Regions from separate parts of the Mus musculus genome. Here regions 2, 3, 4, 5 and 6 are each linked to region 1. The links are chromatin loops, found by intact Hi-C in ENCODE. Cell type or tissue: gastrocnemius. All regions are shown on one strand. Region 1 has its middle 110 kb from the start of Gm40948. Region 2 has its middle 59 kb from the start of Gm40948. Region 3 has its middle 22 kb from the start of Gadd45g. Region 4 has its middle 8.1 kb from the start of Gm33041. Region 5 has its middle 3.8 kb from the start of Gm40948. Region 6 holds the start of Gadd45g (growth arrest and DNA-damage-inducible 45 gamma).

The links. A loop is a pair of places that touch in the nucleus more often than their neighbours do. Peaks named below come from ENCODE experiments on the same cell type or tissue, not always from the same donor. Only the 100,000 strongest peaks of a DNase experiment are listed, where the experiment ranks them.
Region 2: it touches region 1 in a loop (2.0-fold over the local background); 3 of 42 quality-filtered maps call a loop at or near these places.
Region 3: it touches region 1 in a loop (8-fold over the local background); 6 of 42 quality-filtered maps call a loop at or near these places.
Region 4: a loop joins it to region 1, with 6 times the contacts of the local background. A loop is called at or near these places in 7 of 42 quality-filtered maps.
Region 5: a loop joins it to region 1, with 2.2 times the contacts of the local background. A loop is called at or near these places in 7 of 42 quality-filtered maps.
Region 6: it touches region 1 in a loop (2.5-fold over the local background); 25 of 42 quality-filtered maps call a loop at or near these places.

The regions. Positions count from the first base shown.
Region 1 is chr13:51,974,420-51,978,419 of GRCm38, forward strand. No RefSeq gene overlaps it. Among named protein-coding and RNA genes, the nearest start is that of Gm40948, 110 kb to the right of the region's middle. In gastrocnemius, CTCF peaks have their summits at 1,533, 2,957 (motif pointing right) and 3,567 (motif pointing right); DNase peaks (open chromatin) are centred at 725, 1,065, 1,555, 2,124 and 2 more places; H3K4me3 peaks cover 350 bases; H3K27ac peaks cover 2,877 bases.
Region 2 is chr13:52,022,417-52,026,416 of GRCm38, forward strand. No RefSeq gene overlaps it. Among named protein-coding and RNA genes, the nearest start is that of Gm40948, 59 kb to the right of the region's middle. In gastrocnemius, no CTCF peak of the experiment used is centred here; DNase peaks (open chromatin) are centred at 2,069, 2,631 and 3,275; H3K4me3 peaks cover 1,058 bases; H3K27ac peaks cover 1,732 bases.
Region 3 is chr13:51,866,669-51,870,668 of GRCm38, forward strand. No RefSeq gene overlaps it. Among named protein-coding and RNA genes, the nearest start is that of Gadd45g, 22 kb to the left of the region's middle. In gastrocnemius, no CTCF peak of the experiment used is centred here; a DNase peak (open chromatin) is centred at 2,091; H3K4me3 peaks cover 1,755 bases; H3K27ac peaks cover 3,834 bases.
Region 4 is chr13:52,212,769-52,216,768 of GRCm38, forward strand. No RefSeq gene overlaps it. Among named protein-coding and RNA genes, the nearest start is that of Gm33041, 8.1 kb to the right of the region's middle. In gastrocnemius, no CTCF peak of the experiment used is centred here; a DNase peak (open chromatin) is centred at 2,256.
Region 5 is chr13:52,077,810-52,081,809 of GRCm38, forward strand. No RefSeq gene overlaps it. Among named protein-coding and RNA genes, the nearest start is that of Gm40948, 3.8 kb to the right of the region's middle. In gastrocnemius, no CTCF peak of the experiment used is centred here; a DNase peak (open chromatin) is centred at 2,315; H3K4me3 peaks cover 806 bases; H3K27ac peaks cover 2,281 bases.
Region 6 is chr13:51,843,264-51,847,263 of GRCm38, forward strand. Gadd45g (growth arrest and DNA-damage-inducible 45 gamma) reads left to right here and starts at 3,412. Exons shown (of 4, transcript NM_011817.2): 1 at 3,412-3,569. The coding sequence starts at 3,517. In gastrocnemius, CTCF peaks have their summits at 1,582, 2,392 (motif pointing right) and 3,397; DNase peaks (open chromatin) are centred at 1,582, 2,012, 2,462, 2,759 and 1 more place; H3K4me3 peaks cover 2,316 bases; H3K27ac peaks cover 2,341 bases.

The sequences.
Region 1 (4,000 bases):
GGGGGGGTGGGGGGCTGGGGGGGGGCAGGTGCTCCTCCTGAGGATTGGTGGGTTATTCTGTTCTTTCTGCAACTACAGGTGTGCCCGTTTGGAGGTGAGTCAGTCTGTGTGTTGGTCTACACTGCAGCTGCTTGAGTTTCCTCTGGGTCCCCCTTTGCATCCGTCTGGTAGCATTGCTACCTAACCTGCCTAGCCCAGGGCACCACTCATGCAGCCAGTTCCCAGGCAGACAGGGCTCTCAGTGGAGAAGGCTCAGGTAGTGTGCAGCCAGCCCGAGCTTTGATGCAGAACAGGAGAGGCCGCACTTTGGTTTTCATACTTAGGCTCCTGACTGGATCTCAATGAAGCCACAGCCCAATCCCCCAAACAGGGTTCCCAGTGCACTATGAAGCTAGCTGCCAGCCCAGCCCAGCCAAGAACCCTGGAGGCTGCAGACACATGTTGGCTCTCTTTCAGGACTTGTGGTGGTCTTCTTCCCTCCCCAGTCTCGCAGGTTTTATTTGAAAGACCTGAGCCCCAGCTTTCAACTCCTTCCTCAGCTCTCTGATAAAAAGCAAACAGAATCAGCTCTTACAGCTTTGCCTGGAGCTGAGGCTCACACCGCCCACAAAGGCAGGCAGGCCATCAAAGCACTGGAGCTCAGGTGTGTGGCCTGAGACCAAGGTGCAGGTGGGAAGGAGACTGTGTGTGTCCCAGCAATGGCTCTGGCATCCTCCAGGGTCATTTTCTTCAGCTGCGGCCCCTATGCCAGGCCTGTGGCCACTGCCCTGGCTGTGCCTGACCTTCTTGCAGACCCGTCTTGAGTGCCAGCAAACCCTGCAGACAGCCTGATACCTGCAGACAACATCTTAATTGCCCTGTAAGACAGTTTGGCTGCTGAGCCCCTTTTGTGGGCAGGCACAGTTTGAACTTCAAAGAGTTTTGTAAAGTTTACCACAGCCCTAGGAGCGACAGGATAATTTTGGTGTCGTTGGAGAGGAGGCTTGGCGGGGCTCCTAACTCTGCTCTGGTCTACAAGCCCCAGGGGCACCCTGGTCTGTGGGACTCACCCAATGAAGCCCTCTTCCCAACCAGGGAAGGCCGCCAACTCCGCTTCAATGGCGCCTGACTCCAGTTCTACCACAAGGCTGGGCCAGGGCGTGGGTTGGAGACCCAGCTGAGTTCCCTGCTCCCCAGAGACCTTGGAGGAAGCAAGCCACACACCGGTATGTCTGGAGAGGCGTGTGCTGATTCTCGGGCTCACCCCAGGAAGAAAAACCTGTGCCTCTTCACCTTCCAAAGCAGTGAGATGTCAGAAGATAACTCACTCATAAACCAGGAGATGGTAATCCTGGAGTCAGACTCTGCTGGACTTTGGGTAAGGGTAGCATGGCACAGGCATTCTCAGATCCAGTTTCTCTACCTCAGCAGTGAGGCTGGCATTTGGTGGTTTACTACCTCTCTTTGGGAGGAGGCATGCCTGTGACATGCCTGTCCCCGACTCTCATGGGACCAGGGAGCATTGAGCGTCCTCTGCCTGGTGGGCTCCCAGCTCCTGCAAACAGAGGCTTCTGACTGGAGTTTGAGGAATGCAGGGAGGCCTGGGCGGAGCTACTGCAGACTAGGGGAGCCCTGGGGAGCAGCTGCCACAAACTGGAGCAGGGCTGGACCTTCCTCAACTATGGCAGGAATGTCAGCATGTACTCTTTGGGGTAGGAAGGCTGAAGCAGCCATTTTTAGCAGCTGTGTGGCCCAGCCCTTCCTTTGCCAATACGAAGGGCTGGGTGGCTCCAGGCCACAGCTCTGGAATGTGACAGGTCACACTGTACTTTATGGTGGTGGCAGGGGACAAAGTATGAAGAAGCCAGGAGGCAGAGGGAGAGCATGCATGCACCCAGGGGACCCGCCCTGCCCTGGTAAGACTCTTATCAGCACACTCCAGCTGTGCAGAAGCTTGCCCCCCCCCCCCTTCCTGTGGACACAGACCCTCATGCCTGCCCTGCAGGCCTTTGGCCTTCGAGAACTCTCAGAACCAATTGAAAGGCACCCAGTGCTGTGGGGCTGGTGTGCAAGGCGAGGCCTTAAAGTATCCTGAGGACTACTTGCTGTCCCCATCCATGGTCACTCTGCTGGCCAGCTGCCAGCCTCCTTAAGGATCCTTTAGATTAAAACAGGTTTTAGAGGCAAGCAGGCTGAGATGTAATCTGACTTCACCTCCAACATGAATAGGATTTTTATTGTTTCGCTGATGGTTATTGGAGAAGGGGGTCTGGGGACAGTGACTCTGGGGAGGGTCGGTCTTGGGAATGGGCAGGCCTTCAGCAGTGAGATGCCAAGGAAGAAAGGAAGACTGGGGAGCTCCAGCTGGCAGGGTTAAATATTGGAGCCACGGGCTGCCTTAGGCCTTAGCAGAAAGCTGACACAGAGAAGGTGACAGCAGGACTTGTTCCTGCTGCTAGAGGGGACAGAGGGCGGACTGACAATTTGCTCAGAGCCTGCAGCAGCTTCCCTCTCCTCCCTGCCTTTCCTACCTGGGTCAAAGTGGCTTTTCTAGGTCACTTTCACAACAGTCTTCCTTGTAGCTGGCCCCAGAAGGAGAAGGGAGGCTTCACGCTGGAGCAGCTGCTGCCAGGGCCCTGCACAACCCTGGTGGTAGAACAAATCTGTATCAAGATTAGCATACAAAGGAAGCTCTTTCCCACCTGGCATCAGACAACAAATGGAGCACACTTAGTTTGCAGAAAAAGAATGGAAGTCCTTTCTCACCCATACTTCACCCACAAACGAAGCATGGGCAAGAAGCTGTGTAATGTCCTAGAAAGGTCTGGTGCCCTGTGGCCCAAGCTTTACCTTTGGCTCACTGGCTCACTTGTACCCTAGTCTCAGGGGTGCTTTCCCTTTCGTAGCAAGTTATCTTTCTACTTCTTATTTTATGTTTAAAATGGTGTGTGTCTGTGGTTATGAACATGAGTATAGGTACCACGGAGGCCAGAGGAGGGCGCCAGATTTCTTGTAGCTGGAATCACAAGTAGTAGTGAGCCACCTGACAGGGGCGCTGGAAACCAGACTCTGGTTCTCTGTAAGGACCGCAAGTGCTCTGAACTGCTGAGCTGTCTCCTAGTCACTCTTAAGCACCACGTCATCTCTGTGTCCTTGGTCCAATTTATTGTCTGCAGTCACAGACACAGGAAGCTAATATATCAATAGGTGCACTGGAATCCCCCTTCCCTCAGTGGGTGCTCTGGGACTCTGATTCTCATCTATAGTACCCACACATCACTGTGGGTCTTGTCCATCTGGTGTGTGTGTGTGTGTGTGTGTGTGTGTGTGTGAGAGAGAGAGAGAGAGAGAGAGAGAGAGAGAGAACATGCACATGTATAGACAGGCAAACAGATAACCAGAGGAGGGGGGTAGGGGATTATGGGAAGTAGAGACTTGGAGAGTCAATGTCCAGTGTAGTGATGATGGATACCATATCTTACTGAAGGCCTGATACTGAACTGTGGTTATGAACTGATACTGTGGTTATGAACATGAGTGTAGGTACCACGGAGGCCAGAGGAGGGCGCCAGATTTCTTGTAGCTGGAATCACAAGTAGTAGTGAGCCACCTGACGGGGGCGCTGGAAACCAGACTCTGGTTCTCTGTAAGGACCGCAAGAAGGTCTGAGAACCAGGACACCGAAGTCTAAAGACAGAATTGGGAGCTCAGGTCAAATACAGCACCTCTCCCTCAGCCCTTGTCCTCCATGAAGGTGGTCAGCACCTGCAGTCTTGAGGTGTTCTACTGATTCCAGTACTCATTTCTCCAGCACTCATCTTTCCAGCAATGTCTTTCCACATGTACCCAGAAGCGATGCATTCTCGGACATCAGGGCACCTATCAGCTCAGATAAGCTGACGTAACATCAACCTTTCCCCTCACCTGTTCCTCTGAGGTCCCAGTGGTCTGAAGCACCAGGGCTTACCAATCTCTGAAATGGATTTGATATTTTCCCAGAGTGGGCCATGGATGTTCTGAG
Region 2 (4,000 bases), 48 kb after region 1:
AATGTGTGTGTGTGTGTGTGTGTGATCAGAACTGAACAACTGTAGATTCCCTATTCGTCACTTAGTGTTCCGGTGCTGTAAAACAATGCTCCAGGTTGGGTAATTTGTAAGTGAAAAGGCTGATATTGGCTCGTGGTTCTGGAGGCTCGCAAACACGGTGGCAGGGTCAGCTTCTGATGAGAAGAAAAGGAACAGACATGCCAGAATGTTTTCAACATGGTGGTTGAAAGTTAGAACATTGAGGTTCTCAGTCTGCCCTTGGGGATTATGCAAGAGGATAGAAGGGGGTGGGGTGGGTAGAGATGTGTTCAACACAGCCATTGATCCAGTTAACTATGGGTTCATGTGAGATTCCAGGGGAAATTGGACATAGGGCACTTAGGTTAGCTTCCTGGGTTGGTCACCTAGGAAGGTGACAAATCCCAGTGGCCCAGAGGGTTCATATTTGAGACTTTCTTGTTGCAGGGTTTTCTCTGTCCAATCACATTAGGGCGGTGGCAGGCCTGTGATTGGACAGGAAAAGGGAGGTGGAGCTAGAAGTTGGGGAGACAGAGAGAGAGGTCCCAGGAGGGAGGAGGGAGAAGAATGAGAATGGAGGCTGACATGGTGTTATCTAAAGGTTAGAATAATTGAGTTACAAGTTTTAGCATTACCAACTGGCTCTGAAATTATTGTATTGGTATCTTGTAAAATGTGATATTATTAGTACATAAATCTAATTGTTTAACTATAAGCTTAAGAGTCTTAAATCTACTGGGTAATTAGGTATTGAGATGGCTAACCAGGGGTGTGTGGGGCAATGCATGGAAGCGAGAGGAACATGCACACACACACACACACACACCCATCCTAGAACTGGCCTGGCAGAAGCCCTGTGACCTTGCAGGGCCAGAGAGTTGGTGGGCCAAGAGACCATGCAAGTGCGACCGAGTGTGATCATCTGGTGTGGGGGCCAGCCCCAGAGAGTTGGCAGGTTCTTTTCTTTAATATTTCCTGCAACACGCTCTGAGACTCTGAGACTTCATTTGGGTTGTGCCCTGCATGACAGACTATGAGGGTTGCACGGTGCTCCCTGCATTTTGTGTCATGACCAGGCTGGGGACAGTGTAAGAACTTGACCTTGCAGTCAGCTTGTCACAAGTGCAGGTGGCCTGAGGAGCCCTGAGTTCCAAACTGGCATCTGAAACAGAGGCACCTTTAAAGCATAAATCCTTTGCTGAATGCCCATGAAGCCAACGCCTCTCTGGTGTGTGTGTGTGTGTGTGTGTTTGTGTGCATGTGTGTACACACATGCATGAGTACACACAGAGGCTAGAGGTCAACCTTGGGTGTCATTCCTCCACTTTTGAGGACTAGATGCCAGCGCTTCCCTTTCCGTCTCCCAGGGATCTCTGATAGACCTGGAACTTCCCTGTTAGGCTAATCTGGTTGTTCAGCGAACCTCAGGGACTCATCTGTCTCAGCCTTCTTGGTGGTGGGATTATAGGCATGGACCACCAAGCCCTGCTTTCTACATAGCATCTGAGCACCAAACCCAGAGCCTTACGCTTGTGAGGTAGGGACTTTACTGACTGAGCCGTCTCCCTAGGTCCTTGGCATGTTCTTCGTTGACCCAGATGTCGTGGGATCCTGACTAAGAAGACACACCTTGTATGAGGGGTTGCGGTCACATAGTGTGTCCTTTAAAATAGCTCTTGTAGACTTACTTTGAGTCTGTCAAGGTTCAAAAGGTTCATATTGATAATAAATACACAGAGATGTCCCAGAGGCTTCTGTGAGTTGCTGGTGTTTAGGGCCAGGAACTTGTATTACTTGTTTCTCAGTTCATCACGGAGATGACCGTACCTACTAGAGTCTCCTTTCTTCCTGCAGAGCTGCCTTCCTGTGTGGGCTGCCCTTCTCGGCCCCAGAACTTCTTCACCCACCTTTGCTTTGCCTTATCTCTTTATGGACTACTTTTGGGGAAAGAGGAAGGCAGGGCTTGCTGCTGTTTGCCCCTGCCCTAGCACTTAGGAAGACATGGCTTTGTGAAGGCCACACCCACAATGCAGAGTGCCAGCTGGCCCAAAGCCTCCAAGAGCTCAGCAGACCACAGGCTTCAATTCAATGACTTGTTCCCTCGGAGGCCTCTCCAAGGAGCTGAGTCAGGTGAACCTTGGGAATTCCACAAGTTCCCTCCTTGCTGTCCAGCCTCAGAAGGCCCCTTTCTGAGTAGAGTGTCCCTCAGAGTAGAGTGCCCCTTCCCGAGAGAGAGCAGCCTGTCATGGCTCAAAGTCCTCTGTGGAGCAGAGTGCTTTCTTTACTATATAGTCTGGGCCTGGATTCCTGTCCTCAGATCTCTGCTTTCTGCCCATCTAAAAAGCTGGTGATGCAGGCAGAAACAAAACAAACAAAACAAAAATGGCTAGATGCCGGTGCTTCCGTTTCCGTTTCCGTCTCCCAGGGAGCACCCCTACCCTCAGCCAACGACCTCCCTCCGATGGCTCTTTATTACTTCCCACTATCAAGTTCCCCCCAGCTGTGGCAGCTGAAGTTCAAAGCTCTCTCCTTGTAGTACAGTGTGTCCTTGGAGGGCAATCTGCAGCGCTGATTAATGCTTGCTGGGTGGTTCCCGCAGCCGGCAGCCCCACAGCCGGCGGCCCCACAGCCCACGTGGGGCTCTCTGAGGCAAGTAGAAATCAGCCAGGAAGAAGTCATCCATCGTTTCTTGGGCTTGTGCTGTCAGCCTTGGGTCTTGCAGACTTCTGAAGACCCAGGAAAGGAAAATCTTGTGAGCATTTGCTAGCCCAGAGTCTCGTCCCATGCACCACCTGTGGCTGTCTACACCACACAATACAAAGGTCCACGGACCAGCAGCCGAGCAGCAGGCTCTGACCTCACCACTTACAGAGGACTGTGAAGAGCCTTGATCTATGTGTCTGTGTTACCCGATCTCAAACACTGCAGACAGTGAGGGATGACTCCTTGCTTGGGGACACGATGCAGTCTGTTAGAATGGAATTTTGGAGTTGCGGCCAGACAGAGCTCAGAGAAAATGGCAATTAGTGGGTAGACAGAAAAGCCTCGTCACCTGGGCCTGGTGCTCGGGGAACTGCTGAGCCACACTTGTCATGCATGGGACCTCACATAGGGGTGGCTCAGGCTGAGATCACTGCGGACCACGCACCTGATGCACAGCCTGCCAGCACAGTGACTGTTGGAGTGTCTGGCCAGACTGAGTGTGGTCCAGGGGAGTGGCTTTGGCCACATGGTATGACTGTAGAGTCAGTTACCCAGGGCGGAATGCCATATGGCAGGGACTTGCAAAGCAGGCAGCTGGACAGTTGATGGGCATCTCCACAGGATAGACTTTGTGCATGGTGAAGCAATATGCTAGCAATTGCCTACTGCATGCCCCGAGAAGGAATCCTATCATACTGCCAGCAGCTGTTAGCAGAGAGGGTATTCAGCAATAATTCAGAGGCCACCTTGAAAGCATGAGTGAATTCTCTCCCTTTAAAAGAATCTGGATGTGAATCTTACAGAAAACATGAAAGCAACCTCAGGAGATTGCAGAGGGGAGATGTTCTTTCCTGGGCAGGGTCATCTCAAGAGTGTGACCTTCACTTAAGAGTGGCCATGGGAGAGAAAGCAAGAAGAGACAGACAAGTACTGCAGTTAAGCTGTGTTGGTGGACAGGGCTGTGTTGGTGGGCGGGGCACTGGATCCTGCTTGTCCATCACTGTGGGAGATCGTTTCTTAAAGACAGTCATTCTGTGGAGATGCATTTCTATGTCCTCTGAAAGTAGGGAAGGCTGCTCCATCACCATAGCTACACAGCATCTTTGAGGCTGTCGGGATATGCTGTGGTGGAGAGGGCCAATGTGTGCCTTTTATGGGACCCCAACAGCCATCTTTCGAGGAATCAGAAGCCACTTTTGTGCGACTGAATTCCTGACCCATGAGTATAAACGGGGTTGACAGAAGGTGACAAATTCAGAGCCACGGAATAGCTAATCTT
Region 3 (4,000 bases), 110 kb before region 1:
GACTGCAAGACTTGGTTTCCTGTCCCTCTGTGTGTGAGTGTGGGTTGTCCCCCTGGAAAAGGCATGCTGGAGTATCGTCCCTGTTGTGAGGAATTAGTAAGAAGACTGAAACTCTGCCCGTGGAGCTCGGAGATGCAGCTTTAGGAGGTGACTAATATTAAATAAAGACAGCAGAGTAAAACCCTGTGTTGGAATCTTGGTGGCTTCTTTTTGCTTTTTGTTTTTTTGTTTTTTTTGTTTCGAGATAGGGTTTCTCTGTATAGCCCTGGCTGTCCTGGAACTCACTTGAACCTGTAGCCAAAACTGACCTTGAACTTCTGAATAGCTTGCATTCATCTTCCAAGGGCTGGGATTGCAGGAGGAACGGCAAATCAAGGGCTTCCTGCATGTCAGACAAGCAGTCTACCAAGGGAGCTATATCCAGTCCTGAACTCTGTGGCCTTCAGTTAGGGCAACGGAAAGCAAATAGACATATCTCCCTCCTCGGCAAGACAATGTTTCAAGTTTCTATCACCTGCAAAAACCTGGTGGTAACTTATCTAAAGATTGCTGTCAACCCATCATTTGGGGGTGGGTTGAGCTCATGGTTTGGTTCCCTACGTGTCCCGGAGGCAGAGAGGCTCCCAAGGAAACCTCTGCTACATCTTTCCCATCCACCCCAGCACCAATTAGGGGAGATGGTATCCACAAGCCATCTTGGGCTTGTCTATACCTCATCTCTTGTCACAAGGAACATTTAAAAATATCTTAACATTTTAAACCTAACATAGAAAACATTTTAAAATAAAATTTTATAGCTGTTCTGAAAGATTCATGGGAGGAATGTCAGCTGGGGTTGTTGGGAACCCCAGCAAGTGAGCTCATGACATAGGGCTGTCTAGTATGGGTGACAAGATGGCTCAGTAGGTGAAGGTGATTGCTACCAAGCCCGACGACCTGAGTTCAAGTCTAGTGCCCCTCCCCACATGCCACCCCTGTGATGAAGGGAGAGAGGGACTCCTGTAGGTTGTCCTCTGATTTCTACACTTGCACCTCCCATGTGAGTGTGTCCCTAACCCTTTTACACTCTCCATATTTCCTCCCCCAGATAATAAAAATCTAATTAAAACAAGTTAGTGGGACGAAGACTCAGGTCTGTCAGCTTTGGGCTTCCCAAACTGAGTTACTTATGGAATGAATGTTTTTTGATACGTGTTGAAGCATTACTTTTTTTTTTGTTTGTTTGTTTGTTTGTTTCGAGACAGGGTTTCTCTGTGTAGCCCTGGCTGTCCTGGAACTCACTCTGTAGACTAGGCTGATCTGGGACTCAGAAATCCTCCTGCCTCTGCTAGGATTAAAGGAGTGCATCACCATGCCCAGTGAAGCATTACTTTTAAAAATAAAAATGCAAGTTGGGGAGGGGGGAGAGAGAGAGAGAGAGAGAGAGAGAGAGAGAAGAAGGAGGAAGAGGAGGAGGAGGAGGAGGAGGAGGAAGAGGAGGAGGAGGAGAGAGCACTAATCGAACTGGGATATCTGTAGGGTCTTTCTGATTCAAAGTGGATGCTGGACAGACTCATGGGTGGAAATCCGGTTTTGGTTAGTTACAAGTGGGCTCCCAAGGACTCTGGGACACAAGCTGCAGAGCAAGGAGCCTCCACTATATTGACAACATGGGGTTGTCACCTGGGACAATCTTAGGCTCAGTTTTCCACCGTGGGCCCAAGCTGTGCTTGGCATTGGCTGTTGCTGTTGCTCTGCCTGGTCTGGTCCCCAGGCCAGGGTGGGGATGTTCCGACCACTGCAGCTGGAGATTCCTGGGAGGAACCGCACACCCTGGCTCCCTTGTAAACAATCTCCTTGGAAGCACAGGGAGCCAGGGTTGAGGGGCCCCACACCCACTCATCCTGAGAAAGGGCTGCCCAAGGAGGCTCCCAGGGCAAGGTGACTGACTCAAGGTCCCACAGCTGGGGCTGACTCCCAGCTTGGACCGTTCCCAGATGGTGCTCTGTGGTCCTTTCGAGCTGGTCTGGGAACTGTTTACAAGGCTGGCTGCAGTGTGCAGGAGTCCTGTGTCCCAGCTGAACCTCTTAGCAGGAGCCAAGGAGCCTGATCAGAGGCAGAGAAAGAATCAGCCAGGAGGGTGCCAGCTCCCCTCGGGCACCACCGTGTCCTCAGACTAGGTCTCAAGCCCAGGCTCCCAAGCGATTAGAACTCGGGAGCACAGCCTCCTTTTGGCAGGACCTCCTGTACTGCTGTTATTTTTATCTTGGTGCCTGGTTGAAGTTTACTCTTATTCTCCTGCCGCCCCATAAACACAGCTTGCAGCCCTTTCTCCTGCTCGCTCTCTTGGCGCACGAGATGGACACCTGTCTGCCTTTCTGTTCTTTCCAACCAGCTCGAGGAGTTATGAGGGTGTGAGGCGGGGGTGAGGTGGGGGGGGGGTCTTCCTGGCTGTGGGCTGGGATGTTTGACAAGGTGCAAAAAAGAAAAAAAAAAGCCAAATGAAGTCCTTAATCCTCTGAGCTCTTTCACACTCATCTCTGGCACGGTGAGGCTCTGCGCAGAGCACAAGCCCGGGAGGGGAATGAACCCAGGCTGTCCCAGTGTGGATGAGGTGACTGCTGACCGTATGACTTGATGATCAGGCAGTTCGTAGGCTCTCCTGAGCAGCGTACCTGGCGTCAGAAGTCCTGGGAGTCTTTGTTTCTCAGAGGGGATGTCTTTTCTCCTTGGATTAATTATGCAGCCAGATCCTGTTAGTCCAAAGTGCATTGCAGGCCGCCCTGCCTAACTAACTACCTGCTCCCCGCTCTCTGAGGGCCTGCCTACCATCCAAAATATAAAATAAAAGGTGTTTGCCGGTAGCCTTAGGTATAGGGCTGTAGTTAGCTTGTTTGGGACCTCTGCTGGGGGATTTGGCTTTGCCATGTAGGACATTGGGCCTGACTTAGAAGGGTAGAGCTGAGAAAACACAGAGTGCTAGGATATCCCGGCTCTGGGTTTGCCCCCAGGATTCTCTGCTCAGGGTGAGGAGTCAGGCACCTTATACATGGTTTCTGAGACACACACATTTGAAATTCTGAATTTATCTGTCTCTAGTCTATTAGGAAGAAAGTCTCCATTTCACCCTGACCCCACTTCTTGCTCCTCTCCGAGTTCCTGAGGTCTTCAGACAGGTGTACAGACAGGTGTATATTGGTTCTTACTGGTTCCGTTGACATTTCTTCCTAAGGGGCTCTAAACCCCTGTGGGCAGGGCCAGTGACATGTTCCTCCCAGACTCAAAAGGAACAAGATGTGCCCCAGTATGTTTATGAGAGAAGCAAGAACACTCAAAAAGTCAGTGTAGAAGTCCCATTTATTTCTTCCAGACACTGGACAGTATTCCCAGTATGAAAAGTATGGATCCACCTGTCCCCTCCCCCACTCACTGTGCAGAGCCCTTAGTGCTCAAATAGGGCAGGGAAGGGGTAGAGGCTTGGACACAGACCTGGAGCATATGGACTTACTGGTGATCTTAGCATAGGGAGCCAGGGGGCTATGCTCTTTCAGGGTTCTCCAAGGGCTTTCTCCTTATGGTACCTGGAAGCCCTGTAGGTCTCCATGGAACATTCTGAAAAAACATTCTGTTTGTGCTCAATTTCCCCTTAGCCACATGAGCTGATTCTGCTTCAGACATTTATTTGGGAGATTTCTGTATGCTGGGTGCCTGGGCTGGACAGTGCAGGAACTGGGGTGGGTGAGAAGATATCCTTGGGAAAGATGCAAGTCTATTGGTGGCTATTGTCTAGGAGTGGAGGGGCTCAGGGATGCTTAAGGGCCAATGTGTGAGCTCCCCTGTGGTTGCATGTGGATATTGTTGGAGAAAGACAACCCAACAACCATGTCCAGTGGCCACATTCTTCTAGGGAACATAGAGTCAACTTTGAGGTGGACACAACCCATGGGGGTTTAACTTATATTCATTTTAGCTGAGAGGGGCTGGATGGTCACTGTCTTAGTTATGGTTTCCATTGTTGCGA
Region 4 (4,000 bases), 240 kb after region 1:
CCAAAGCTTAAGAAATGTCAGCCTTCTAGTTGAACCCCCTAGTAACTTCTCCCCTGCCTCCCACGCCCTTGAGCCTTGCTATCAGGCAATGGGCAGCTCCACAGCACAGGGATTTATAGAGAAAGAATGCTCTGATGACCTTAAAGTGCTGGCCTGCTGGAACTGATGGATGAATCTTCCATACCCATGGACCAGCCCACTCAGGAGCAGTGATACTGTGTGGGCCTTGGATGCTGTGCTCATAGCCACTGACAGAGGGCACGCACTTCAGAAAACACCCTTGCCATACTTCTTAAAGGCTTGGACCCTCAGCTTCCCTCTGTTTGATCTGACGCTGACCAGAGGCCAGTAACATGAAGCCTTCATGTTCCCCAGTGTCACAGTCAGCTGCAGCTGGCAACTTGGAACAACCTAGAGTCACCTGAATGAGGAGTCTCAGCTGAGGGGTTGCCAGGATCAGACAGACTGGCCATGTCTGTGAGAGACTGTCTTGATTGCTAATAGATATGGAAGACCCTCTGTGGAAGGTGCTATTCCCTGAGCGGGTGGTCCTGGGTTGTATAAGGAAGATAACTAAGATGAGCCAGGGAACAGGAGAGAGCAAGCAAGCAGTGTCCTCCAGGGATCTGCTTCAAATGCCTAATTAAGGTCTTGCCCTGACTCCCATCACTGGTGACATGAACGTATACACCAAATGAACCCTTTCTTCCTCTAAGTTGCCTCTGGTTAGTGTTTTATTATGGCAACAGAAAGGACATTAGGACAACCTGCTTACTGAATAAACTGGGCTCAGCGAAATCCCAGGGAAGCGGTCCCTCCTTTTGGGGACAGGGCCTCTGCTCCATCTAGTTTGTATCGTGGGTAGGAACTGAGGCTGCTGTGCTGTTCAATGATAGCAAGAGTCTCACCTTAGACATTGCATTGCTCAATCCGGCGCAGTGACCAAAGCCCAGATTCTGTCACATTAAAACACTGTCTTCTGTGCTTGCTTCAGGGCCAGAGAGTGTATGTGATACTCTTTGTCTCCCTTCTCCCTACTGTCCAGTGCCCAAGTCAGAAAATATGGTACCAAAGGTTGACAGTCTGCCGCTTGCTGCTTGGTTTCATAGACTTGCCTGTTTCTCCCCAGATGGCAGGGTTTCTTGACTGAGTATTTTTCTTGGGCTTCTTTGTGGTAGACCATGATAATCATGAAATGTGACTGTTTCTAAGCCTCTGTGGTCTTCTGACTGCCGTTGCTTCTGTTCTTGTGATCTTTGTACCTACCTACGGTAAGTAGATGTCGCCCAAGGTTTTGTTTTGGTGAGCTGTCAACTTTTGTGTCCAAGTTATGATAGTTTCTGAAAATAATAAGTTCATTTTTCCCCTTTAGAAGTCTCAGATACCAGCATTCAAATTCTTGCTTTAAAAAGATTTCTTATATGGCCTTTGTTCCCTTGGCTTTTCCCTTTTTAATTTTCATAATTTTCAGTCTTTTATGTTTCTTCAGCTAAGGTTGTCAATTTAATTCCCTTGAGAAATGAGTCATTTCATTTTTCCTTCAAATTTACTAGCTAATAGTTTGATGTCCCCCTGTGACTATCACAGGTCCTATGAACCAGCAGTCTATGATCAATCTCTTCCAATCATCTATCTATAGTCAATCATTTTATCTATCATCTAATGTATCTATCATCTATGTACCTATCATGCATGTATGTATGTATGTATGTATGTATCTATCTATCTATCTATCTATCTATCTATCTATCTATCTATCTATCTATCTATCATCTACAATCTATCACTTATCTATTTATCTATCACCTATTTATCCATTATTCATCTATTATCTATTTGATTTAATTAAGTGTAAGTGTCCATTTACTGGCAGACACATCACTGTAATAGAAGAGCAGCGGATCCCTGAACACCCATGGCTACCAACCAGCCCTGCTCGTCCATAGGAAACATGGTTTTGATCAACCTTAATGTCCATTTTTAACAGTTGGAAGTGATCTTTATTTTGTAGCGTGGGATTCTTCCATGATGACGTACTCACACACATAAAAAGGAAAACACTGGTGGAGATGTTCCCCAGCTCCATTCCCGCCAGCGCCCGAGTGAGTCATTTCTGGAAGCATCTCTGTTATCTCTCCAGTCTCCTTGTGTATCCATCCCTCCCTCCTCTATAACTCTTCTGACCCCTGGGTTTTTCTCACAAGGGACATCTGGTCCTGTAGCCAGAGTCTTTAGCAGACTCCTTAAAATGAAAATGGAAATCCATATGGTTCCATGTGTTGTCCTCCAAGTGTGGGCCTTCATCCAACGTCAGTGGATGACAGCTCAGTGGGTGACAGAGTATGTCCCCTCCAGGAATCCTGGTGTAGTTTTGAGACTAGGCTTTCTTGTAAGTGCATCTCTATGTGTTGGGCTAAAATGATTTCATGTCCTTTTACATTAACTTACTTTTATTTTATGTGTATGGGTATTTCAACTATGCATATATCAATGCACCATATATGTGCCTGGTTCCCACAGAGGCAAGAAGAAGGTGTTATATCCCTAGAACTGGGGTTTCAGATCTGTGGCCCTCCTGTGGATGTCGAGAATCAAACCCAGGTCCTCTGGAAGAGCAGCAAGTGCTCTTAATTGGTGAGCCATCACTCCAGCACTTTGCTTTGGTGTCTTGTCACCAAGGTACTGGTCTAATGACCTTTGGCTTGGTTGTTGTAATTCCGAGTTAAGGTGACCAGAAACTTTAAAAGGCACCATGATCCTTGGCGGAACCGCAGACCCAATTCCTAGGACAACTTTAAAGATGAGTTGTTTTGTCCTTAGCAGATGGTGAGCAGATGGCATAATCTTTCCCTAATGTGTATGGATTTGAGGTCATTGTGTAAAAGCGACATCTGAATCACTGCTGTGGTGCCCTGTCACCCGGCAGAGCTGTCGGGTTTTGAGTCTGGGGGACTCTGGTTTTATAGATAACTACTGTCCTAGCTCAGGGGGAACATGTCCCCACTCTACTCATAGAGGACATGAGTAGACTATACACAGACCCTGCAATAGTCCAAGGGTCTGCACAGTCTTGCATGTTGCTTGCTGAGGGTCTTCGCCCTGGAAGTTAGGGAAGGAAATCCGTAGTGAGCAATACTGGCCTGAGCTTGGGAGGGGATTAGCATCCTGTGGCCAATGGAAATAAGACCATTGTCAGTGAGAAGATTATTTGGAACATTGAACTTGGCCGATGTGAAGTTGTTCACTTAGCCACCCTCTTCTGGCCTCTTCTCTTGTTTTCTTTGACCTTGGTCTGGGTTCCAATCCCCAACCCTCGGACATTGGTGGCACATGGCTGCCATGAGAGACAATACTGGGAAGCCATGTCCAGGCTGGGTTGGCACCACAGTGTTTGGGGGTGGGAATGGTTATGACTATAGAGGGCATACAGTTCTGCACATCAAGCTACCACAGCCTCTTCTTCCAATATCTCAAGACAATTAGCAAGAAGTGAGACATTCTGCTGTCAGAATAAAACGTTCTTGGATGGGTCACACCCACATCTCTAAATAGCCCATGTTAAACCTACAACCACACTGACAGCTGTATCTTCGTAAGGGTGTGTGTATGCATATGGATGTGCGTGTGCGTGTGTGTGTGTGTGTGTGTGTGTGTGTGTGTGTGTGTGTGTAGACTAAGCTTGACATTGGGTATCTGTCCTGGTTGTTCTGCTCCTTTAATTGTGAAACAACCTTAGCCGCTGATCCTGAAGCTTAGTATTTGGCAAGGTTGGCTGGCCAGGAGCCCCTGCAGAGCTGAGGTTACAGGCACACACATCACCACAAGTTGTTTCTAAATATTAGTTCTGCATCTCAAATTCAGGTCCTCACACTTGGAAGGGGGAGTGCTTGACCACCCGGGATGTGCATATTCTTGCACACACATATTTTTAAAGGGAGACTGAGGAATGGAACTGTCTTCTGAATGCAGTTTGCTGGTGAGAGGCCCAACCCATTACCAG
Region 5 (4,000 bases), 100 kb after region 1:
TCCAGGGTGTGATTTCCTACACTCTGAGCAGCAGATACAGGAGGAATGCCAACTTGAGAGGGGAGGAGCCTGCAGTATCTGTGTAACGTGTGAGGGAGCCGATTTCCTTGTAAGAGCATCTGCAGATCCAGACTCTTGCATCCCCTTGTCTGTGCCAACAAATACCCCAGATTCTGATCATACGATCACGAGTGGACACAGAGGCCGGTTTGGAGGTGGCTTCCACTCCATGGTCAGCTGTCTTCCGGCCATGGGACTGGGATGTCTGATAATACTTGGCTTCTTGGCACACCCAAAAGTCCATGCGGTTGCTATGCATAGGTGTTTTGACCACTGACACATCCTACATTATAAGAAAGGGGAAAACAGACAATTGTTTGACACCCTGGTTCTACCCCAGGTTTTTTTCTTCTGTCAATGCTGTGCCTGTGCAGAGAGCACAGTCAATTTTCCTGGTTCTTTCTTAATGACTACATTTTTTTTAGAAGAATTTATTTATTTCTGTGTGTGGTGTCCGTATCTGTGTGAACCTATGTGCATGCATGTGTGTGTGACATGTACATGTGCAGAGGCCAGAAGAAAGAAGGCATTGCATCCCTCAGAGCTGGAGTTACAAATGTTTGCCAACCTTGTTACATGGGGGCTGGGGTCCCAATGCTGGTTCCCATGACTGGACATCCAGTGCTCTAAGCCATCTGTCCAGTCCTAATGACTACAGATTGGTGACAGCAATTCAGAAGGTTCCCCAGGAAACGTTGCCTTCAAACCTTATGCCTGTAACTGTATCGATGCATTATTAAGCTGGTTTGTGACATCTGACCAGCCTTTAATAAACTAGTGGTGTAGGATGGTGCTGTGGTTGGAATATGAAATGTTTCCCACGGGCACATGTGTCTTGGACACGTGGTCCCCAGCTGGTGGTTCTGTTTGGGGGAGGTTGTGGGACCTTTTGAAGGTGGAGCCTCTTTCAAGGAAGTGAGTCGCTCTGGGTGGGCCCTGGGGTTTTACAGACCAGTTCCACTTCCTGCCCTGTCTCTGTTTCCTGGTCTATCAAGATAGGAGCAAACGGCCCCCTGCCTCTCCTGACAAACTCTTCTTCCCCCCTAGAACAATGATCAAAAAATTCCTCAAACCAGCAGCTGAAATAGAGCCTTCCTCCTTTGAGTTGTGTTTTGTCAGTGATTTGACCACAGCAGTGAGGTAGAAATGGGGGAGCACAGTAACTCCTGTGTTGCTTGGTCATTGCATTTAAACCAAGCCCCAGGATATCACACATCCCAACCAGGCCTAGATGGTTAGGCTGGGACAGCCCAGCCTCTCCCTGCTACATCACATCTCACCTCCGATTCCAGTCCTCACCTAAAGCCTTCTGCTTCTCATAACATGAGGATAATTCTCCATCATTCCTGAGCTTGTAAACCGCCTGTCTCTCTTGCTCTGCGGTCCATGCCCAGATATCTTCTCAGAAATCTCTCTCCACCCAGCCTGCTCTACTGTCCTCTGAGGCATTCACCACTCCTGGACAGAGCACTATCCTTACGCTGAGCTTGGTTAGGGTTCTTTTTCCCCTTTAGACTATTTCCCTTACTTCTTACTTCCTTCATCTGGTCAAGTGCCTGTCATCTAGAACTGTGACTGACATGCAGCAGGCAATACATATTTGTCATCAGCAAAGAAACAAGGGGGAAAGAAAATCAGCGACCATCCTCACTCAAGTCGTTGAGTTGTGATGTCACGACCTGAACCCGGTGCTTGGGTCAGAGTGACAGTTATCAGCTCCCATGTCGCTTCACACTCCTGGGTTTCCAGGCTATTCTTTACTTCCTGAAGTATCTAGTTAGTCTTCCAGGCACAGAGAAATCTATCTTGTGTCTCAAAGCGAGCTGGAGTTTCTGAGGTAGGGATTCTGGCACTTTGGACAGCTGAAACTGCAAGTGTGTTTGCTTCTCTGAGTACAGCTGTGTGGAATTGAGCTGGGAATGCAGCCTGCAACCATGCCGGGGCCAGTGAACCACAAGAGAACTGTGCAGGCAGCAGCCCCCATGTGTCTTTGTGGTCGCAGTATCCTGCGTTTCAGAGTCCGATGTTCCTTTTCTGCACCTCATGGGAGAAGCATTTCAAATACGAGCTGGATACTTTCCAAGCCTTGCATTCTTTGGGATTCCCGTAGCCCAGTTTTAGATCTCTGCGAGCTTCCCTTTTTGGGATGGATCTAGGGACAGGAGTTCCTGCATGCCAGGAGCAGTTGTGTGTCACGGCGGAAATATTTATCCCATGCCGGTTTAATAATAGAAGCCTTGCACATCCACAGAGCTGGCGGCTAAACTTAGCTGCTGTTCTCACAGCTTGCTCCTGGAAGATGAGCTTGTCCACCTGGAAGGGGCTGGGGCAGAAGCATCTACGGAATGTACTTAGGATCCCCAGACCACTTCGGGCAGAACCAGAGCTTGTTTCCCACCGTGGCAGGGCCCAAGGCAGGGTTAAACTAAGGAGATGGTGTGGCTCTCTTCACCTTGGTGGGATGAATTTTAATGGTCAAGCTAGAAAACACTTCTCAGGCTCCTCTCCTTTAGATATGTACCCCAAGCAATCTTCAGAGCAGAGTTGAAGACATCTCAAGAAGGGCATCAGTTTCATCATGTAACTATCAGAAGGGTAGTCTATCTGCACAAATCTACAGAGGGGTGTGTGTGTGTGTGTGTGTGTGTGTGTGTGTGTGAAAGAGAGAGAGAGAAAGAGAGAGAGAGAGAGAGAGAGAGAGAGAGAGAGAGAACTTAACCATTGTTTTCTTCCATTTCACCCAGCTGGAACTTTTGGAAAAATTGATGGGATTTGATGGAGCACTTATTAAATGTGCTTACCCACCCTTTCCTCTGCTCTGCAGGCTCCTGGGCCTCTCTCACCCCTGTTCCTAGGTTTCATATCTGCTCAGTATTCAGAGGGTCCTGTGAGCCAGAACCTGTACTTGTGTTTCCTTGGCTGTGGCTGTTTGTTGCATGGGGTGAGCACGGAGCTTCTACAAGCATAGGTTTGCTCGCTCTTCCACACCAAGGAAATGAGAACCAGTTTTCCAGCCTGGGTCCCTCTGATTCTCGGGAGCATGCTCATGGTTCTGCTTCTACAGTGACCCTCTGGGCAAGGGATCTGGGTAGCCCTGAAGGACCTGGGGCTGGTCTAGGCCCACAACAACAACCCACTCTCAGGATACCAGGTTTCAGAGCCATTATCCTGTCTTTCTTTCCTATCTCAGTGAAGTTACTAGATGTACAGACTTGAAGCGTGCAGAAGGAAAGTAAGGACTGAACACAGAAGGGCCACTCTCCCTGACCTCCCCCGTCCCCAGGCCCACCTAGAGACAATGTCTCAGAAGGCCTGCTCTGCTGGCCACTCATGACCTTACCTCTTCATAACAGTCATGGGTCAACTTCTCTTTCTTTGTATTTGAAGATACTCGTTCTTAGGCTGGAGTGAGATAGCCCAGTTGGTTAAAGTGTTTGCGGTGCAAACACAAGGACCCAAATTTAATCCCCAGAACACCCGTGTGCAAATAAGATATTCTTTTCATCAAATTGTGGCACACACTCCTCTCCATCTCTTTCAAGTTCCCCTCTCATATTTCAATCTTGCTCTCATGCAACACACGATCTGCTATCTATGCCTTGAGTGGGTAAGGCCCCTGCAGTGTTCACTTGTCTCATTACACACAGTAACAGGTCACGTATGCTTCGTGCTCTTTCCTTCTCTTCTTTCTAAGGACAGTGGCTTTCCTTTGTGATTTCAGTTACTCCAGATCCGCTGAGGGTTGAGAAGATTACATGGTAGTTTCTAGAATTGGGGCCTAGAGAACTGTTTCAGTGGTTAAGGGCATTTACAATTTTTGCAGTGAACCTGAATTCAGTGGCCAGCACCCAGCTCAGGTGGCTTACAACCAACCACTTACAATTCTTCCTGTTATAGGGGAGCCAATGGCCTCTTCTGGATCTAATAGACCTGCACACAT
Region 6 (4,000 bases), 130 kb before region 1:
CAAAGACTTGCCTTGTCTTGAAAAGCATTGATAAGGCTAACTAACCAAGAGAAGGCAAGAGTCCACATTTTCCTTTTTTTCATTGAAAAAGTGTCAATGAATTTGGCTTTTCCTAAGACAGCCCAGGGAACTCCACCTGCATGGGGCTGGGCTCCTCAGCCTGCTTTGGTCTTGCAGCCTTGGTCTAGCTGTCCCAGGGGCTGGCTTAGGGGGCTCGAGGCATATGCCTGCTGTTTAAGATCATTCTCTGTGCACACTCCAAATGCAGGGTGGAGGGAATGCTTCACAGAGATTATTGCCCTGGGGACCGACTCCATCTTCCTTCAAATGATGCAAGCTTTCCTCAGGACCCCCTCCTAGCAGACAAAGTCATGGAGAAGTTCACCGAGAGAATTTGCTGGGATTGGGGACTGTCTCTCCGGTTGGCCCAGGCTAGCCTTTAGACATAAGAGTCCTCCTTGCTCAGCCTTCCAAGTAGCTGGGATTCTAGGTTTTATGCATTTCTTTTAATTCGATTTTGAGGTAGGGCCCAAGGTATACCCAGCTAGTGCTAGTGTTGAGTTCAAGGATATCCTTGGATTCCAAGTGTGCACTACTTACTATGCATGGTTTATAAAGCCGGTCTTGATGCACACTCTGTATGCATCCGTTCTACCTACCGAGCTATATCCCCACCTCTAAAGGGTTTCAAAAGTGAAGTATATGTGAAACTTCCGCTTTAGTAGACTCACTGTCCCCTGTATTATTAAGGTTTAGGGATGTAGTAAGAGTGTAGCCACCGGATAATATGGGGTTTAGCAATACTGCCTGTGACGTTGGGCCCGGCCCTAACCTTTCTTTCCTAATTGAGATGGGGACTTTGGGACCACTAGGACTTAGCTAGGTAAAGTTGTGTGAGGCCCTAAGCTTAAGGCAGAGAGGAGGGTTTCCTGTAATGGAATACTTTGAAAATGCCAGCAGAGTAGACTAGCTTCGGGGTCTGTCAATCATCCCTTCTGACCCAGACTGGCTGAGGGCGAGGTCTGGAAATGCTAGTACTTAAGCCTGCGCTAACCTGTACAGACCTTCCTGTGGGGGACAGGCCGGAGGATGGGGTGCGCGGGGGGGTGTCATTTCCTGCAACTTGGTAAGTGAGCACTTTTCTAGCTATAAGTGGAAGTAGCGGGTGTGCGCCAAGACATCAAATGGATTATTATTTCCGACGTTTCCTTGGGATCTGAAACCAATGGGAATTAAGAAGTAATAAAACTGGCCGGGCAGTGGTGGCACACGACTTTTATCCCAGCACTTGGGAGGCAGAGGCAGAGGCAGAGGCAGAGGCAGAGGCAGAGGCAGAGGCAGAGGCAGAGGCAGAGGCAGAGGCAGAGGCAGAGGCAGAGGCAGAGGCAGAGGCAGAGGCAGAGGCAGGTGAATTTTTGAGTTCGAGGCCAGCCTGGTCTACAGAGTGAGTTCCAGGACAGCCAGGATGAGAAACCCTGTTTCCATCACTTAAAACGTATTTTAGTAGGAAGGGGTGTTAAGAATCTGAGAGACCTTGCAGAGGAACCACAGGGCCGACACCTGCAGTTCTCAATGCAGCCTCTGGGAGGCGCAAAACGCCGGCCCCTCGCCTAGCCTTTGGCGTTGGCAAACAAGCAGCTTCCCCTTGCAGCAAAAACGTCCTTTAAGGAGTTCAAAAATTAACACTGAATGATCTATATTCACCACCCACCTGGAGAACGCTCCAGTAGAAAGGAGAAAATCCACTCTCTCTCTCTCTCTCTCTCTCTCTCTCTCTCTCTCTCTCTCTTCTCTCTCTCTCTCTCTCTCTCTCTCTCTCTCTCTCTGTGTCTGTGTGTGTGTGTGTCTGTGTGTGTGTGTGTGTGTGGGTGGGTGTGTGGGTGTGTGTGAGTTTTGCCTCAGTCTGGCAAGCTTCATGAACGCCCTTTGCCCTATCCAGTCTCCCAGGCTTCACTCAAGAATCTCCAGAAGTCCCCTAGCACACTTTTCTGTGTTAGCACAGAGAGACGCAGACGCCCACAGTGTCGTGTTCTGCGGGCGAGCAGTCTGGAAGCCTGATGTGCAGGTCCCACGGGACAAACGATAAGTTCAGAAAGCTCTCAAGATCACTTCTAATTTTATTACGTTATCAGAAAAGAACCTCTTGAAGAAACATTTTTAAGTAGTTGAAATATTTCAAATTCTCATAAGACAAACGGATTCTTGGTCCTGGGTGGCAGGCTCCTTTCGGTCTCCAGGCCCGGGCGCCCGGTGCAGGCGTTACCCTGATTCTAAATGATGCGCATAATAGCACAGGGTTCTCGGTGCTTGGGGTGTCCCAGCTCAAACCCCCCTGAGAGGTCAACGCGAGGCAATATTTGGTGGGTGGATGAGAGGATCTGGATTTTTCTAGGTCGGCCGGTAGGCGGCGCCCTGGGAAAAACAATGTGGAACAGCCGAGTTCCCGGAGTCTGAACCCCGGAACCTCTGGGGTTTGGGGCACAGTAGCCTTGGTGTACAGCTCACTCTCGAGCTTAGCACGCGTGCATCAGAATCCCAGCAGTCAGAATAAGCCTAAGAGGTGCGCACCCAGTGGCGGGGGAGCGGCACGCTGCTCCGACCCCCACGCGCCGGGCAACCCCGCGACCCCGGCTCCCGACGGGGCTCGGCCCACCCCACCGGCGGCAGGTGGACAGTGTTGCTATGAAAGAGAAAGCGTCGATTGTCCCCACCGCGAACTGCCACACGCCAGACCTCCTCTTTTGTGTGCCCCGTATAGAAATGCAAACGAGCCGCGTGTGCCGGCAGCAATCTGCTGGTCCCTGCTGCCCGCGTCCCACAGCGATCTGCTAGGGGTAGGGGTGGGGGATGGGAGGGCTTAGACCTTGCAGCCGCGACCCCGAAAGGCGCAGAGTCCTGAGTCCCTAGTGGCAGCCTAGGCCTAATGTCAGCTGCAGTTGCAAACCTTTGACTTTAAGTTTCGGTTTCGATGTAACAACCCTATAAACTTCAAACTGAAAATTGAGGAAAAATTAGAAAGGTCGCAAAAAAAAAAAAAAAAAAAAGAGCAAAAAAAAAAAAAAAAAGAGGGGGCTTTTACATTCTCCAAGTGTGCATTCTACAAATTCCAGTATCGTATCAGCAAACAACGTACTTTTTTTTTAAACTTTTTCCTTTTAAGGACTTACAAAAAAAGAAAGGCGAGATGAAATCTGCAGGCTCCAGTCTGCCTGGTAACACCCTGACAAAAGCGGCAGATTTGAGGCTGTGTCATCCCCCGCACCCCTCCCCACGTGGCCTTCTGGCACGAGCCGCAGGCCTGCCGCCTCATTTGCATCAGAAAGCGGGCGCTGGCCAATGGGAGTGCAGCCTCCCGCCAGCTGGCGGCGGCGCGCCGAGCCTGTCTATAAAAGGGCTCTCCCGGCCCAGCCTGGCGCACTCGCTGGTGGTGGGCGCGCATCGGACTCTGGGAATCTTTACCTGCGCTCGGGTTCCCTCCGCACTCTTTTGGATAACTTGCTGTTCGTGGATCGCACAATGACTCTGGAAGAAGTCCGTGGCCAGGATACAGTTCCGGAAAGCACAGCCAGGTGGGTTTTGGGGTGCCGAGAGTTGGCCTTGTCTGGTAGTGGTCTTACAGGGTCCTCTAGGATAGAAGTTTGCAGGGTGGGAGCCGTGCACTGTCTGGCTGTGAGGTGCCGAGGCGCGGGACCAGAATTACTGCATTCGATTCGTGTCTAGAGCTAGAGTTTGGGGTGCCAGCACCTGATCGTAGTTGGGGAGCCTGATATACGGGCGCCAGATCAGAAGTAGGGAACTGGGAGTGCAGGCGCCAGGTCGAGACTGGGTGATGGGGAATGAGGGCGCCAGATCATGACTAGGGTGCCAGAGGTGTGGGCGTCAGGTCGGGACTGGGGATCCGGGTGTGTGGGCGCCAGGTCGGGACTGGGGATCCTGGTGTGTGGGCGCCAGGTTGGAGTTGGGAGGCAGGAATGCTGGCGCCAGGCAGGTCTAGGCTAAG